Linked DNA regions of Homo sapiens: region 1 is linked to region 2. Evidence: read pairs that join two places in POLR2A ChIA-PET (ENCODE). Cell type or tissue: A673. All regions are shown on one strand. Each heading gives the region's core, and the rest is flanking DNA. Links, peaks and the distances in the headings are about the cores only. Region 1 has its middle 18 kb from the start of LINC02897. Region 2 overlaps ZNF496-DT (ZNF496 divergent transcript).

What was found. Peaks named below come from ENCODE experiments on the same cell type or tissue, not always from the same donor. Only the 100,000 strongest peaks of a DNase experiment are listed, where the experiment ranks them.
Region 1: POLR2A ChIA-PET joins it to region 2 with 11 read pairs; 3 of 35 experiments call an interaction of 5 or more read pairs at or near these places.

The regions. Positions count from the first base shown.
Region 1 is chr1:247,129,429-247,132,337 of GRCh38, forward strand. It overlaps a transcript of ZNF124 not described here. Among named protein-coding and RNA genes, the nearest start is that of LINC02897, 18 kb to the left of the region's middle. In A673, for the core only: no CTCF peak of the experiment used is centred there; no DNase peak of the experiment used is centred there.
Region 2 is chr1:247,341,563-247,344,471 of GRCh38, forward strand. The region is part of intron 1 of ZNF496-DT (ZNF496 divergent transcript); the gene reads left to right. Among named protein-coding and RNA genes, the nearest start is that of ZNF496-DT, 11 kb to the left of the region's middle. In A673, for the core only: no CTCF peak of the experiment used is centred there; a DNase peak (open chromatin) is centred at 1,369; H3K4me3 peaks cover 386 bases; H3K27ac peaks cover 782 bases.

The DNA of each region.
Region 1 (2,909 bases), core at 316-2,815, 210 kb before region 2:
TTCCCCCAGCAGGATGGGGTGGGAGGATTCAGGAGATGAGAGGGAGGGTGGGCATTGAGTACTTCCCCCAGCAGGATGGGGTGGGAGGATTCAGGAGATGAGAGGGAGGGTGGACATTGAGTACTTCCCCGAGCAGGATGGGGTGGGAGGATTCAGGAGATGAGAGGGAGGGTGGACATTGAGTACTTCCCCGAGCAGGATGGGGTGGGAGGATTCAGGAGATGAGAGGGAGGGTGGACATTGAGTACTTCCCCCAGCAGGATGGGGTGGGAGGATTCAGGAGATGAGAGGGAGGGTGGACATTGAGTACTTCCCCGAGCAGGATGGGGTGGGAGGATTCAGGAGATGAGAGGGAGGGTGGACATTGAGTACTTCCCCCAGCAGGATGGGGTGGGAGGATTCAGGAGATGAGAGGGAGGGTGGACATTGAGTACTTCCCCGAGCAGGATGGGGTGGGAGGATTCAGGAGATGAGAGGGAGGGTGGACATTGAGTACTTCCCCCAGCAGGATGGGGTGGGAGGATTCAGGAGATGAGAGGGAGGGTGGACATTGAGTACTTCCCCGAGCAGGATGGGGTGGGAGGATTCAGGAGATGGGATGGTCTGACTTGACCCTTGAGTCAGCCATGTCCGTGCTCGTCAGTACTGCTACTCGTTTGTCACCTTGAAAATACTTGTTCACTTATTTTAACTTCAGTTTTTCGCTGATTGAAAAATACATTTTATCAGTACAGCTTGAGAGATAATATTTTCAAAAGGCCAAGAAAGAGGTGTATATCAGAAAAATATTAGATATCTAGTCATATATTTCATTTGTTAAAAATTCTTAAATGGCTTTTTTCTTGCCCAGAGGGAGTGTAGTAAGTTTCACAGGTTTGTTCTTTTCTGGGGGTGGTTTCAACCCGAATTCCAGGGCTTAGCTTTGGGAATGCTACCAGGGAAAAATAGGGACACTGTCTTCCATTATGGCTGCAGAAAAATACGTTTTCACAAGAAAGTATACTCACTAACAGAAGCTCACTAAAGCATCAGTTCCACCTTTGTGCCGAGCGGAGATTCTGTGACAGTGGATGACTCTGTTTCCTGTTACCTGGATGTCCAAGTTTAATGGCAAATCTGTGGGTGGGGACTTGGCATTTTTAGATGTGTTAACATCGAAATAATTTCTTTATGAAATAATATGTTATCATGTAAATAATTACATGACTTGTTTATTGTATGAAAGGAATACTTCTGCTTTCCCTGTTGAGGTATGAAATGTAAGTGCCTTGCAATTTTATTCCCTCCAACATACATAAAAGCAGAGTTTGAGTGATTTTGCTGGACTCTTCAAACACTGAGTATTTTTTCATTTGAAACAAAGTGGGGGCCAAGCGCGGTGGCTCACGCCTGTAATCCCAGCACTTTGGGAGGCCGAGGTGGGCAGATCATGAGGTCAGGAGTTCAAGACCAGCCTGACCAACATGGTGAAACCTATCTCTACTAAAGATACGAAAAATTAGCTGGGCGTGGTGGCGTATGCCTGTAATCCCAGCTACTCGGGAGGCTGAGGCAGGAGAATCGCTTGAACCCAGGAGGTGGAGATTGCAGTGAGCTGAGATTATGCCATTGCACCCCAACCTGGGCGACAATCAAAACAAAACAAACAAACTAAAAAACTCATAATAAGCATGTGAATCCTTCACCAGCAACCAGGTTCTCTCATCAAAATTGACTAGAAGGATGGTGTGACCCATGGAGAGAAGGAAGAACAGTGTGGTGCTGCGGCCCACCTGAGAGCCAGGCGGGGAAGGGGAGCCTCCTCCTCCAGCCCAGGGAGGCAGTGAGTGAGTGCGCTACCCAGCTGGGGAAACTGCTATTTCCATGGAGCTGTGCAACCCACGGATTGGAAGATCCCACTCGCAAACCCACGCCACCGAGGCCTGCCGTCCCAACCCTGGAACGCCCAGATTCTTACAGCCTTTCAGCTGGAATCTACTTAAGCCTACCCAACTCCCAGGGGGAGGGGCAACCAGCACTGGCCGTGGCTGCCTGCTGTCTAAGCCATTTGAGTTCCTTGGGGAGGGGCAGCAGCCAGTACTGGGACTCCAACTGCCTAACGTGCTAAGCTCCCTGGACGGGAGGAGGTTGGCACCCATTTCTATAGCTCCAGGCTGCACTTTTCCCCTGCTTTAGCCAGGGAGGCTGTACAGCTAGGTCCCAAGACCTGTCCCTACAGCCCAATACACCGGCTGTGGCAGTTTGCAGCCAGAGTGCCTCTTCAGGCCTAATCCCTTCTTCATTGGGTGGGGCTTCCCTGGAGGGTCTCCAATAACTCCAGCCAGATGCTCAGGGACAGAATTTGGATCTCCCTAGGCCTGAGCCCCTAGGGGGAGGGGTGGCCGCAGTCTCTGCTGACCAGCAGACTTAGCCTCTCCTCCTGGTAGTTCTGAGGAATCTTGGCAGCCTAGGTGAGTGGGTTTCCCCCCAGTGAAGCACACCCTCTCCACCAAGGGACAAAGTCTTTCATTAAACGGGTCCTTTTCCCTGTGCCACCCAACTGGGTGAGACCCTCCAACAGGGGTTGTCAGACACCCTATTCAGGAGTGATGCTACTGGCATCCGGTTGGTGTCCCTTGAGGTAAGAAGTCCCAGAAGGAGGAGCAGGCACCCATCTTTGCTCTTCTCTAGCCTCCTTGAGTGGCATCTCCAGGCATGGGAGTGAATCAGATGAATACGCCTGAAGTGAACCCCCAGCAAACTGAGGCAGCCCTACAGAAGAGGGACCTGACTACTTAAAGAAAAACAAGCAAGCAGAAACTGACAACAGTGTCAACAACAACAACAAAAAAGGCCCTCAGAAAAACCCCATCCAAGAGCCAGCAGCCTCAAAACTGAAGCTAGACAAACTCACAAAGATGAGAAAGAAT
Region 2 (2,909 bases), core at 302-2,801:
CCGTTCCTTCAGGCCCAGTTCACTGCATGTGCAAATGGGGGTGGCAGGGAGGGTCTTGTAATGGGTAAAATTGTGTCCCCTAACATGGTTTATGTCCTAACTTTTGGTTCCTGAAAATGTGAACTTAATTTGGAAATAGAATATTTGCAGATGTAATCAAGTTAAGATGATACTGGATAAAGGTCATCATGAGTTAGAGTAGGCCCAACATCCAATGACAGGTGTCCCTATAAGGCCATGTGAGATGATAGAGACGGAGACTGGAGGGATGTGTACCAGGTCAGGAACACCACGGATTGGCTGTCACTCACCAGAGTCTAGGAGGAGGCAAGGAGGGGTCCATATTCCGAGCCTTCGGAGACAGCATGGCCCTGCAGATGCCTTGATTTCTGACTCTGTTGTTTCAGGCCACTCAGTTTATGGCAATCATGACAGCAGCCCTGGGAAACACAACAGAGGCTTGTTTCCTCTGACACCCACTGACTTGACTGACAGTCTTAGGAAACTTGCTGCCATCCTACTTTTCTGCTTGTTTTATAATGATTGTTACCAGACTGTTCACATTAAATGTCTTGTAAAGCTGAAACCCTGCACTGAGACTTGAAGCTTGTCACCTTCAGCTTTACCCACCAACACTTTTTTTTTTTTGAGATGGAGTCTAGCTCTGTCGCCCAGGTTGGAATGCAGTGGTGCGATCTAGGCTCACTGCAACCTCCACCTCCCGGGTTCACACCATTCTCCTGCCTCAGCCTCCCAAGTAGCTGGGACTACAGGTGCCTGCCACCACGCCCGGCTAATTTTTTGTATTTTTAGTAGAGACGGGGTTTCACCATGCTGGCCAGGCTGGTCTCAAACTCCTGACCTTGTGATCCGTCCACCTCAGCCTCCCAAAGTGCTGGGATTACAGGCGTGAGCCACCGTGCCTGGCCCACTTTTTCCTTTTTTTGAAACGAGGTCTTGCCACATTGCCCAGGCAATCTTGAACTCCTAGGCCCACGTGATTTTCCCAAGTAGCTGGGATTACAGGCACACACCCCATGACCTGCTTTTCCCCTGCCTTTTAGTTCCCACACCTCACTGGTTAAAATTGACAATGTCCTCCAACTCCGATCCATCAGCTCTTTTGAATTCTGGTTGCCTTTTGTTGAGTTGTCTCATGGAATATCGAGATAATTGCCAACAGATCTCAGTGCCTTTCTTTCTTTCCCTCTGAGTTAATTCAACTTGGCATTTACTGGGTATCAAATCAGACAGCAGCCTCACTCAAGCGTGAGCAAGTGGGGCTTATTCTGGATGACCTGGAAACCCCACGGGTGCAATCGGAAGATGAAATAAGTGAGACTGACAGTAATGCAACGAGGCGGGCGGCACCTCCCGGGGAGAGGAGCAAAATGCCTCCCTGGTGAGTCCCCCCTCCCACCAACAAGACAGCGTAGCAGCCGAGGGAATTGCCCTCTGAAGATCTGCTGAAAAATCAACTGACAAAATTCAGATGAATAGGAGAAAAGGCATACAGATTTGTTCGATCGTAGTTCTAATGACTCATAGTTCTAAATGACTCAGAGGCCTTCAGAATGAAGGCCCAGAGACACAGGGAAAACTGTCTATTTTTTTTTTTTTTTTTTTGAGATGGAGTCTCGCTCTGTCACCCAGGCTGGATTGCAATGGCACAATCTCAGCTCACTGCAACCTCTACCTCCTGGGTTCAAGCGATTCTCCTGCCTCAGCCTCCTGAGTAGCTGGGACTACAGGCACATGCCACCACACCCAGCTAATTTTTGTATTTTTAGTAGAGATGGGGGTCTCACCATGTTGGTCAGACTGGTCTTGAACTCCTGACCTGGTGATCGGCCCACCTCAGCCTCCCAAAGTGCTGGGATTACAGGCGAGAGCCACCGCACCCAGCGGAAAACTGTCTATTTTTATGCTGAGGTTCAACAAAGTGTAGATAGCAACGCAGAGAAATGATTGGGGAAAAGGGCATGATCTAAGGCTAACAGGCTGAGTGGGGAAAGCCAGCAGGGCATCTGCTTAGATTCTTCCTGGCTTTCCTGTGCAGCATGTCTTCTGGCTATGGGGCAGCCCCTCTACGGAATGGTGGGGGGGGTTCTTATGACCTACCATCAAAAAAGGTAGGTCAGATTATTTATTTATGGTCAGTTTTTATACAGAAGGTTGGGGGAAGTTAGATTAATATTTTTAGGTATAATGGCTGGCTTTAGGGAAAAGGGGGTTCTGGTTTCACTTTGGAGAAGAATTCTAGTTTCTATTGTTGGCCTCGGGAAAATGAGAGGCCAGAGACAGGAAGGCAGGAGAAGGTCAGAAAATTTGCTTCTGAGGCTGCTACTGAGGTTTTCATTTTGGGGTATCATCTTAACCCCAAGAACAAGAAGCTTCATTCCCTACAGAGGTGTTCACAGCCAGGAGGGGCAGCCTACAGGTGACTAGGGCACAGTGCATTTGGAGAAGAACTAGCAGGACAATCAGCAGGTCCACATTAGCTCTGGACTTCCCTGCCCTGTCATCAGCCAGGGGTGGCTCCAAGGGGGCATCTTTTAGGTTTTGTTTCAGGCTTATTGGGGATTCCCCAGCTTAAAAGAAAGAGGGAAGGGCATCCAGGAGACCTACACAAAGGTGGGGCCTGTTTTTTTTTTTTTTTTTTGAGACAGAGCCTCACTCTGTCGCCCAGGCTGGAGTGGAGTGGTGCGATCAGCTCATTGCAACCTCTGCCTCCCGGGTGCAAGCAACTCTCATTCCTCAGCCTCCCAAGTAGCTGGAATTACAGGCATGCACCACCATGCCCGGCTAATTTTTGTAATTTTAGTAGAGATGGGGTTTTGCCGTGTTGGCCAGGCTGGTCTCAGAAACTCCTGGCCTCAAGCAATCTGCCCACCTTGACCTCCCAAAGT